Regions from separate parts of the Homo sapiens genome. Here region 1 is linked to region 2. A link is a contact called in ENCODE Hi-C or POLR2A ChIA-PET data. All regions are on one chromosome and are shown on one strand. Each heading gives the region's core, a stretch centred on a gene start or an enhancer-like site at or near the end of the contact. The rest is flanking DNA. Distances are from core to core; before and after follow the strand shown. Region 1 has its middle 26 kb from the start of LINC02660. Region 2 has its middle 37 kb from the start of LINC00702.

The links. Hi-C counts contacts between places; a loop is a spot of excess contacts on that map. ChIA-PET counts read pairs that join two places held with the same protein, here RNA polymerase II (POLR2A). Pooled maps may share reads with other maps.
Region 1: a pooled map shows a loop between it and region 2 (5-fold over the local background). The contact joins two enhancer-like sites. A Hi-C loop is called at or near these places in 1 of 50 pooled maps. POLR2A ChIA-PET finds 5 or more read pairs at or near these places in 2 of 52 experiments (SK-N-SH and activated T-cell).

Annotation. Positions count from the first base shown.
Region 1 is chr10:3,882,908-3,888,928 of GRCh38, reverse strand. No RefSeq gene overlaps it. Among named protein-coding and RNA genes, the nearest start is that of LINC02660, 26 kb to the left of the region's middle. Within about 2 kb of position 2,033, at least 24 of the 41 ENCODE cell types and tissues checked have a DNase peak (open chromatin) inside an H3K27ac peak, as active enhancers do.
Region 2 is chr10:4,278,504-4,284,157 of GRCh38, reverse strand. No RefSeq gene overlaps it. Among named protein-coding and RNA genes, the nearest start is that of LINC00702, 37 kb to the right of the region's middle. Within about 2 kb of position 3,367, at least 10 of the 41 ENCODE cell types and tissues checked have a DNase peak (open chromatin) inside an H3K27ac peak, as active enhancers do.

The sequences.
Region 1 (6,021 bases), core at 784-3,283, 390 kb after region 2:
ACCGAGATCTCACCACTGCACTCCAGCCTGGGCAACAGAGCAAGACTCCATCTCAAAAATAAATAAATAAAATAAATAAAGTTAGTCGCACATGGTGGTGTGTGTCTGTGGTCCCAGCTACTTGGTAGGCTGAGGTAGGAGGCTCGCCTGAGCCTGGAGAGTTCAAGGCTACAGTGAGCCATGATCGCACCACTGCACCTCAGCCTGGATGACAGAGTGAGACCCTGTCTCAGGAAAAAAAAAAAAAAAGAAAGAAACAAACAAACAAAAGAAAATTTGGATATTTGCTCCTGATGTAAAAAAGAAACTCAGCATTTCAGATTGCAAATATACATTTATAATTGCAAAAATAATACAAAGGAATAATTTTAGGGAAAAATACAATACATATATGTATATATGAGACCAAAGGGAACGCCTCTGGTCTTATGTCTGGGTAACTATGACATGAAGATAAGTGGCCTCCAAAACAGCTCTCTGCCCTGTGCTCTGACTCAATCATTCATTTAAGTTACACGAGTTTATGGAGAGATCAATGTGCCAGGCCCAATGATAAGCACAGCACAGAAGCTACAAACCAGGCCTTCAGGACCTTGTCCTCCGGGGGCTGTCCTCAGCTCCCTGTCTGACCCCTGCAGGTAAGGATCTCCTGATTTGGTTAATTCCTTGAGGAATGTCCCCTGAGGTTAAGAACAATGTGTATCCTCAGTGAGTAGCAGAGTGCCTTTGTACACAATGCCCATGTGATGAATTAGGTGAGTTAATAACATGAGGGGCTGGAACGAAGGAGGAACGGAATGCCTTGAGAAGTTTTAGAAAACTAGTTTGTGTCTGGGGCACCCTAAGCCTTGGAGGAAGCTGTGACTCAGTCCCAGAGCAGCGGTGATAGTAACTAACCCCAGACACTGACGTGCCAGGCTCCGTTTTGCCAGGAAATTCCCCTTAGTGAGAAGGACGGGTTTGTTCTCATTTATGGCTTTCTCCACCTCTCTTGAATGAACAGGAGTCTCAGGAAATGTCTGGGAACCGGAGACTATGGAAAATAAAATTTTTAAAATGTGAAACACAGCAAAGTTTTTTTTTTCTTTGTTTTGAGACAGAGTCTCGCTCTGTCTCCCAGGCTGGGGTGCAGTGGCCTCATCTCACCTCACTGCAGCCTCCATCTCCCAGGTTCAAGCGATTCTCGTGCTTCAGCCTCCCAAGTAGCTGGGACTACAAGGCATGAACCACGATGCCCGGCTAATTTTCTGTATTTTTAGTAGAGATGCGGTTTCCACATGTTGGCTGGGCTGAGTCTTGAACTCCTGGCCCCAAGCCCACTTTGGCTTCCCAAAGTGCTGGGATTACAAGTGTGAGCCGCCGCACCTGCCCAGCTCACAGCAAAGCTTTTTGAGAATGTGATAATAATCTGGTAATAATGGCTCTTCACCAAGTAACTAAGGTATTTCACAGCTTTCCTGGCTTAACCAGTTAGGTTAAGGAAAAGAGAAGCCCCCAAGGTGAGGTGAGGCCTCCTGGAATTAGGGCTGGAATCCACTGATAAGTAAGGGTCTGAGTCTGCCTACCCAATTTTACATTCGCTGGTAAAGACTGGAGTCCTTTTATTCCCTAATTATGTGGCTCATGGATCATCTATTTAGATCTACATAGATCCTTCAGGATCTATTTTTATCTATCATCTGTTGCTGGAATTTGTTGTTAAATGAACTGACTGTACTTTATGTTTCATCACCCCTTGCACACACTCACAGGCGTCCATCTCTGCGCGGTTAATCTGAGCCAGGAGTTCCCTGTGACGTCAGTAATAACTGACCTATTTATCTGTGTCCCGGGCTGCTGATCTCAAAGTAGAGGTTTAAAGGAAAGAACACCAGAAATCATTACCTTCTTGCCTGTATAATTAGTAATAGGAAAAACCCAGAAAGAGACAGAGAGAAAGGGGGGAAAAAATCCTCTGAGAACCCTGGTATATGTGGCCGGCTAATTCAAAAAAGTCCCAGGGTAAGTTGGAAAACGCGTTCTTTAAGACCAGATCAAGGTCTCTGCTCGTCATCAGGAAATATGATTTGTGCTAACACAGGCCTTCCGTTAAAAACCTCCCGGGCAAGTTAGCTAAGGACAGCAGGTCTGACCTATGAGTTAACCAAAACATTACCTCATCTGCAAAGAACTCCAAGAACCATTCAGATCCTGAGGTCCAAAATCCTTTTTCTAGGTTTCTGTAAGTTTCTCACTTTCAAAGCATGTACAAGTGTGGCTCCTCTGTCTCCCAAAGGCAGGCAGCTTGGGGCCGCACTGCTGTCATCAGTAGAAAAAGGCAATGTCAGAAGTTCTTTGAAATTTCCGAACAATGACAGGCGTTAACATTTTTCCAAAATACTGCTACCAAATTCTAAGGTGATAAATATGAAAGAAAAAAATTCGTAAGCATTTCAGAAAATAAAGAGTGGATATGCAGAAGATAATGAAAACGATTAGGCCTCCATCTCTACCCGAAGCTGCCTAAACAGCTCCCGAGGGGAGGAGGGCTCTTCAGATCCGCGGGGCGGGGCTCCCAGGCAGCCTACAGCACCAGGACAGCATCCATCTCCCCCTCCGCGGCTGCAGAAGGTCAAGTCAGCATTGCTTCCTTCTTCCCGCGCAGCTGGAGTGGAGCGCCCACAGCCCCCTTTACAAAATAATAATAATAATAATAATAATAATAATAATAATAATAATAATAATAATAATAAACAAGTGATGGAAAAGATCGGGCTCTGTTCTTGTTGCAGCGGGGGTGAAGCTCCCAGGAGCCCCCAGACCTTGGGTGTATGGCTACCTGATATATTTGCTATATTAGTGCTCCCTGATGTTAAACAAATAGAATACTCTTTTTAGGTTAGTTGGAGTTTAACTGTGTTTTAACTAAGGGGTGCAGCTTTGGCCTACGGGCTAGAAAGTTTGGTTAGGAGGTTAGCACTGATGATGCGAAAAATGGTCAAGATGGTAACGTGGCCTTCTGCAGGAGAGGGGGCGATGGACGCTGTCATTGCACTGTAGGTTGCCTGGGAGCCCGCCCAAGGGGTCTGAAGCCAGCTTCAGCTGCAGCACAGAGAACAGCTCTTGAGTGTCTAGGGAATGGGGCTTGCTGCCGCTTTGGCTTTGCATCTGAGGGAGAGTGCTTTGCTAGGTGGATGTGTGTTAAGTGAGGAGAAGTAGGGAGGTATAACTCCAGCAACTACGCAGTCTCCTTGCCAGTGAGTCCCGTTTCTCATCCATATAATGCTGGTCACAGACAAGCAAAGAAGGAAGAATTTTGGAGTCAGGATTACTTCAAGCTGCATTCGAATCCCATAAAAGTGACTTATTTCTGACTATAGATCGTCAGCCTGGCAGGTCCAGCTCAAGGACCTTCCAGGGAATGGAGCAGCAGTGCTGGTGAGGCAGTTGGAACCTGCCTGCAGTCCTGGGAGCCTCCTTTAATAGAACTACAAAAGTCAACGTCACTCAAATGCCACTCTGTGTCTGCATGGGGGGGAACAAAGCCCTAAAAAGCTAAATGGCAAATAATTAAGAAAGATTGTAAACAAATGTTAGTTTGATAAAGATAATAAAATTAGGCCACACTAACTTTGAAAGCAACTAGATGGTAAGAAATCTTTCTTTTAAAATGCTGCACAAATTACATTCGGTTCTCTCGATGAAATGATCAATATCATTTTTCTAAGTCTAGGAGTCTCCAGAGACTTGACATGGAAACCTCGTATCCATGTGATAGATTTATTTTATTTTTTATTTTTTTGAGACAGAGGCTCGCTCTGTTGCCCAAGCTGGAGTACAGTGATGTGATCGCGGCTCACTGCAGCCACCACCTCCCAGGTGATTCTCCCACCTCAGCCTCCCAAGTAGCTGGGATTACAGGTGCGCAGCACCATGCCTGGCTAATTTTTGTATTTTTTAGTAGAGTCGGGGTTTCACCATGTTGGCCAGGCTGGTCTCAAACTCCTGACCTCAAGTGATCCACCCGCCTCGACCCTCCAAAGTGTGGGATTACAGGCATGAGCCACTGTGACTGGCCCATGTGACGGATTTTAAATGATGATAGTATTAAAGGATTTTGGTTTCCTTGTGATTTCCTTTATACATCCACTTACTACTGTAAGTTTCCTTTTTTTTTTTTTCACATTTCTTTAAACGTAATTCCTCCACCTGTTCCCTACACATCACTCCCTGCTTTTCTACACAGAAACAGTGTTTGTTTGGTTGTTTCCATTTTGCCCCCTTTCCCACGACTTCAACCTCTTCTGTTTCACTTCGTCTTCCTCCTTTTTTCCTGTAGTCTGGATCCTGTTTTATTTTGGAGGTGGAAGATGTGGTTGGGTCTGACGTTTTATTTTGGAGGTGGAAGAAGTTGTTGGCTCTGCTGTATCCTCCAGTTACCACCTTGAACTCTCTTTCTGCTTTGTTTTGTTGTTGTTTTCAGTAAAGGATGATTTGCCTTTGCCATTTCTCTATTACTCATTCCCTGCAGGTGAGCACAGTGGACCCCATGTTTTCTGCTCCAAGCAGCTGCCTGAACAGCATTACCCCTGCTCATCAATCAGAGCCTCCAGCATTCCCTCAATTTGCTCTACACCCCAGGCCGCCCAGCCCTGGGACATGACGACCCTGCCAGCGTCCTCCTGCCCCCAGTTTCTTCTCCTCTACTCCTTCCTGAACCCCACTTATCTGAAATTTCCCCACATAACAATAGTCTCTGGTTTTCTTTATCTAATTTGCATGAAAATGACTACCACATTTCACAATTTCAGCAATTTGTATTAAGGAATATTGGGAATGTCTTTGCATGACAAACATCTTATAAAATCAAATGTTTACCATGAATGATGGAAAATTCATCTACAACCATTTTTACATCATCAATGCTAACCTCCTTATAAACCTTTCTAGCCCATAGACCAAAGTTGCACCCATGAATTAAGACATGGTTAAACTCTAATTAATATGAAAGGAGTATTCCCTTTGTTTAATTTAACATGGCCAGGTGTGGTGGCTCATACCTGTAATCCCAGCACTTTGGGAGGTAGAGGTGGGTGGATCACCTGAGGTCAAGAATTCAAGACCAGCCTGACAAACATGGTGAAACTCCATCTCTACTGAATACAAAAAATTAGCCAGGAATGGTGGTGCATGCCTGTAATCCCAGCTACTTGGGAGGCTGAGGCAGGACAATCGCTTGAACCCAGAAAGTGGAGGTTGCAGTGAGCAGAGATTGTGCCATTGCACTCCAGCCTGGGCAACAAGAGCAAAACTCTATCTCAAAACAAAAACAAAACAAAACAAACAAACAAAAACCATTAAGGAATGCTAATATAGCACATATATCATCAGTCATTTTGTCGATATGTAGTCATAGGTTTCGAAGTGTGAAAGAGACTGGCCCTTATGATTCAATCAAAGGAAAACACATCCGTGTGTTTGGGGATTCTGTTAGCTTGCTGTCAGCTCCACGACCTCCCTTCCACCTTGGGATCTAGGATGCCAAAGCTGGGACCTGCAAGCTGCCTGCAGTACAGGGCACCAGATGGGCCCACAAGCTGGAGGAGGAAGAAGGGCTCTGGGTCCTTCATGTTTGCTTCCTGGGGCTTCTTGGCCTCTGCTTCTGTGGCCATCACACTGGTCACACTGCTTCCTCTGGGCAGGAGCTGGCTCCAGTATGGAGCTTATCCTTCCAAAACCACCTTTATTACACACCCGTTCCCATGACCCCAGCTGCAGTCACAGGGACCTCCTCCCAGAGCCCCTGCTCTGAGCTCAGAGATACTGACCGCACCAGGGAGCACCTCCACTTCAGACCTGTAGGGTCCCTTCTCTATGTGGCTAAGCATCAATAATTTCCACCACTTCCCTTTGTCCTGCTGCCCTGAGGGTGACAGCTGTTTCTTGTGATTGCTACCTGCACAGCACCTCAGGGCTCTCTTTTTCTCTTTCAGTTAACAATTATACTGATAGTTCACGCTTCTTGTATTGAATGCTCTCTGC
Region 2 (5,654 bases), core at 2,118-4,617:
ACCAGCTGCGTGGAACCTGAATGGCCAAGCTAGGGTGTGCTGGTTGTAGGTCACCAGCTGCATGCAGTAATTAGAAACACTTACTCCCTCGGTGCAATCGGGTCGAGGGCAGAGTTCTCACAAGCTATTTATAATACTGCAGGAATTCTCTGTTCTCAACATTACCAAGGTTTATATAAATGGTCATTAGGAAAAATTGACTGTGCTAAAGAAAAGGACATTCTGTACTTAGAAGTGTTTTTGCATGGATTCCAAAAGGGATGAGAGGAAGGGGAAGGGAAGACAGGGAGAGTCTCACATTTTTGGAAAATCTCACATACATAAGGCTTCCATTAAAGTAAAAGAAAAAAGTCTGAACTGTAATTAATATTTCCAAGTTGTACACAGCTAGTGTAGGACATGGAGTCTTCCATACCCCAAATCTGAGAATATGAAAACATCAAAAAGAGATTTTGACCAATCTGAGGTTTTAAACAAAGGGTATTTTACACCCGCATTCTGTTTTTGTACAACCTTATAGACTTCTCTGTTTATAATGTTGTTTGTAGTTTTAGCAATGTTTAAATTAAAATACAGTAAAAATCCTTTGTATGTAGTTCAAGGCCTAAGTATACCTGTAATATAGTAATGCCTTCATTTTAGTGAAAGGCAACAGGGTCATAAAATGTAGCACTGAAGTTTTATCTTCTCTTCAAACTGCTCAGAAATGTCCCAGTGGAACTGCACTCTAACACCACTTGGACTCTCATTGGAACCTCTGGTGATGGTCTTTTTCTTTTTCAAAGGGTTTAGTAATTAAAAGGGAGTTTAGTAATTAAACTCCCTTGGATAGTACTTTAAAGAAGTCTTATTCTTTATACTAAAGTCTACATCTAACGTGAAATCTTTGGTGCTTCCATGAGGTCTAGTGCATCCAATAATGTTAAAATAGTAGTTAATATTTACTTGCTTCTCTAGACACTAATAAAAAAAATTGTAGATTTGCCATAGAAAACTGAAAGCCACTGGACAGCATCATTGTGATACATGGTGAATGCTGTCTTCTATTATTACAAAGTGTGTGCGCTTTATCAAGGGAAATTGGGTCCCTCGAGCAGAAGGGCCCCGCCTTTGGCCCTCAAGGAGCTGCAGTTGCCTTTTTTGTTGTTGTGTGTTTGTTTGAGATGATGGATCTTTTATTTTTTTTAATTTTTAATTTTTGTGGGTACATAGAAGGTGTATACATTTATGGGATAAACAAGGTGTTTTGATATAGGCATGCAATGTAGAATAGCCACACCAGAGTTTTGATACAGGCATGCAAGGTGGAACATTCACATCAGGGTAAATGGGGCATCCATTGCCTCATACACTTGCATCTTGAAAATCTTGTTGATCGTGCCCACTGCTCGCTGGCCTGTGCACTTACCCATGATAGAAAAAGACCCCTAAAACAAGGTGCAGCCATAAAGAGCCACTGTTGCCTGTTTCTCCTCAGGCTGCTGGCCTGTTGTCTCTGCTTGCAGGCACATTGGGTCCCCAGATCCCTGAGCCAGATGTGGTCACGGGTTCTGCCTCTGCAAAAGTTAACACCTGCCGCATCCTGAAGATCCAGTTAAAACTGGAAATAATATTTCTGAAGGAAGAGTGTTCCCTAAGGAAGGAGGACATGCATTCCTACAGGATAAATTTGCAACTTAGGGCCAGGAAAGTGGGGGAGATGCTATGACGTTCATTTGGTCTAGACCAAGGGTAGAGCTTAAGGGAGATGGCAGAAGGGTCAGGGTCAGCCCAACGCCTGACGCCCTGACATAGGGAGGTTTCACCATCAGGACTGTGGGAGGCAGGGCAGGGTGTTAAGTAAGGGAATAAAAACATAAAATGTACATTTAAAAAAGAACACACTGCTTGCAGAAATAATAAACCTAACAGAGCAATAAATCAAAACAGGGTAACATTTTAGACAGGAAGAGCCAACCTGTGAGTGTCGAGGTGAGTCGGATCACCTATGAGGAGAAGCCGAACAGACATAGTAAGGCCGGAGAACAGAAAGGCAGTTGATGAAAACACGGAGTCAGAATTAAGGGAAATGTGAATATTATTGGGAAGGATGGAAAGAGGCAGGGGGAGGAATGCAAACCAACAATGGAATGTGGACTTGGGGGTCCTGGGCTTCCTCTTAAAGGAGGAGGAGCGCTCTGTGGGACTTTGGAATGACAGTGAGCTCTGCTTGGATGCTAGGACTATCTCTGGTAGGATTCACTGCTCCAAAGCTCAAGAAAGAGGTAGATTCCCGGTAGAGTTAAAAACACGGGAGGGGAAGCAATCACTTGGTAGAAATAGAAGAGAAGACAGGCAGGGAAGGAATCCTAAGGGAAAACTACAGCTAAAGGGAAGAGAAGAAAGAGAACAATTTCAAAGAAAACAGAGGAGGCAAACTGAAGGATAGGAAAAGCCCAGGAGCGGAAGTGAAGTTAAAGACAAAAGAAGGACCAATTGTGGTAGGAAGTGCTCCTGTCCTTGAATTCCCCAGTGATGAGTGGAGCCCCTGAGAGGCGGAACCCTCCTGAGCAGGAGGAGTGCACAGTGAGATGGGGGGAAGAGCCAAGGAGAGTGGCAGCCAGCAGGACTCACCGCCCAAATGTGCTGCTTTGACAGAAGGGTTATTTTGAGCTGAAGATGCTTAAGAAGAAACAGACACTAGAAAAGCCCTCTGCCTTCCTGATATTTGCTAAGGCAGGACTTGCGTTTGTAAAGGTGACTCCCGTCCTCCAAACCAGGAGGTTAAGGAGTCAGTTACCTGAGATTATTCTAGACCTTTATCAGCTGGGAGGAGCCACAGGAATCTACCCAACAAACCTTACTCACTAGCCCTTGTCTTCCATCGACTTGCTTAAATATTTACATATATGCAATTTCCCTCCCCTGAATCTCAAAGCCCTTTTCCTTTGTCTTGTCACTTTTTCTGAAAAGCCTATTGGTCTGTGTCTAAGATGCTCCAGAAGCCCAAGTTCTAACCACCCCTCAGAGTTCCTCATTCCTGAGTTAACCTGCATGCATGCAGGATGCACTGGCCAATAAACTTGTTTGCTTTACCCTTGCTAATCTTGTTAATCTCTCTTCTGTCAGTCTCATTTACAGGGCCCAAGCGAGGAGGGTGGAGAGAAAATGAGTCTTTTCCTCCCCTACAATATCCATGGGCATAGACGGGGGTGAGCACCACAGCAGAGCCAAGTGTTGGGGCTTCGTGGTCAGTCTGGGTGGGGGCGCAGGTGTTGGGAGGGAGTTGTTCCTCATCCTCCTGGGTCCTGGAGGGCCACTGGAGTGAGATGGGTTAATGGGTGAAGACAGGGTGTCCCGTCAGAAGGAGCACATGCAAAGGCCAGAGTTTCAGGTCAGGAAATAGAGCTGGAATCTGCAATCCAATTTAGGATGAGTCATGCAATCAAATGTGTTATTGTTTTAAAATATGGGACTATTTACTTAGTACTATTGCATGCCAGCGTCACAAGCAAAGGAGGGTGAATATTGACAGAATACACACCAGACTGTTGGGACTTAGAAAATAATACCCCAAAATGAAGGCCTCAGAAGCAAACATTTTTCCTCTGACCTCCGGCCCCCCTGTCTCTCAGCCCCATTCTCCCCAGAGGCTGGCCACAGACACTAGAATCCCTTTCCTCAAGGTGAGTCATGGAAACTAGAATCCCTTTTCCCCAAAGCCAGCCATAAAACCTTAAAATATTATTCTAACTCCCACCCCCTACTCCCTGCATTTCTGTGTAAAACCTGACCATAAAGAAATTGTCTGACCTACCCTGTTTGATTATAGGTCATGAGAACCCCATTTCCAGAGAGACTCCTGCCCCACACCCAGGAGAAAGAAATGCATGCTCAGAGAGTCCGTGAATGACCTAGATAGACAGGGCTCACTGGGTTTCTCTACTGCATCCATCAGCATTAGATCAGGCCCCTTTTTTCAATTATATTTCTACATGGCTGTCCGTGACACTGAGTCCAAAGCTCGTACTACTCAGCACATGAACAGGCAATATGTTAAAGAAACAAGGAGTTGAGGCAAGGAAACTGACATGATTTTGGAAAGTCAGCAAACTGAGAAGATTGCACACTAATGTCCTAAAGAAGAACCATCTTAAAAGGCCTGAATCTCAAGCTTGTTTTTCTACTGGGGAAGGGGAACAAGAAGTGGATTTAGGTCAGGAGGTGACTGCTGACACAGACATCTGGACATCAGCAGGAGTTTGAGGAGGTTGCAAAACCTCTTTGTCCTTGGCCAGGTCACAGTGCTCCTATACATTGTCAACCAAACATTGCCACTTGTGTGTACACCCTGTTTATGTCCTCGAGTTAATTTTGGCAAGGGACTACTATTATCCTTGCCTGAAAGTTTAACTGTAAACTAAATTCCTCCCATACTTAGCTTGGCCTGCATAAAGGAATGAGCACTGGCAGTTAGCTTGTGAAGTTAGAAGCAACATGAAGTTGGCTATGTTAGCTTTCTCTCACATTCGTAGTTTGTTGAACCTAAACATAAAAATAGTCTATCCCCCCTGTATCTTGGGGACTTCATTCTTAAAGCTCTCGTATCACATACAACTGTGATCAAATAAGTTTGTGTGCCTTTTCTCCTGTGAATGCACCCTGTTGTCTGTGATTTTTCAGTGAACGCTCAGAGGGTTAAGGGGAAGTTTTTCCCTTCACTCCCACACGACCTTCCAGAACGGTGCTTATTAGGGGAGGTTCACGGAGTGTGGTTCTGCTTTATCCTCAGGACAGCAGGTGTCCTGGCGCCATGGTCCTGGGCACTCAGGATGAATGATGGGGAAAAACCAGCTTTTCCTCTTAAATACTCAGGAACTGCTATTCCAGCAGTGGGTCGTAACAGAACCTCAATATCCTACCCTAATCCCCAGAGTGCATCTTCTGAGGGAATCCTGGCCTCCTTTCTGCCATGACTGGGGCCGGAATCTAAGCCTCGATGTTTCAGGTCTACGTCCAGGAGATGAGTGCCTCCAGCCCCATCCATCAGCTCAACACTCTATGAAGACAGATTGTCTTAGCACCAGTTATAGCAGGTTTCCCTGAAACTCTTCTGGAGGCCAATCTAAATCACACATTTTAAGTTAATAGCCCAGACCCTTAAGCCTCTGATTTCTCTTTTAATTCTCAGAGCAAATCAACAAAGTAGGATTTATTTTATCTCATTTTTTTAAGTGACAACATTGAGGCATAAAGATGTAAAGATCCTCAAGGTTCCAGCACTGTTAGTACAGCTGAACCCAAATCCTCCTGGCCCCAGAACCGGGCCCTCAACACCACTATCTAGAAAGCTGGGTAGGAGCAGAATCGTGTAGGGCATTGAGCTTCACCCTGAAAGCAAATGAAAGCCACTGATGATTGTTAACTCATGAAAGATCCAATTTGTGTTTTAGAAATATCACTAGAGATAGAATTTGGAGGATAGATGTACTGGAGAGACCAGTGAGTTGCTCAATGGAGCCACAAACAGATGAGAGGAAGGCCTCTGAAACTCATCTGAGAACCTCTGAGTATGGCAAGAGATACACAGAGCCATGAAACACTGAGTATTTCAGAACACCCACCCTGTCTCATTGAACAGCTGGTCAGTAAACTTTTAGATTTTGTGCATTAAA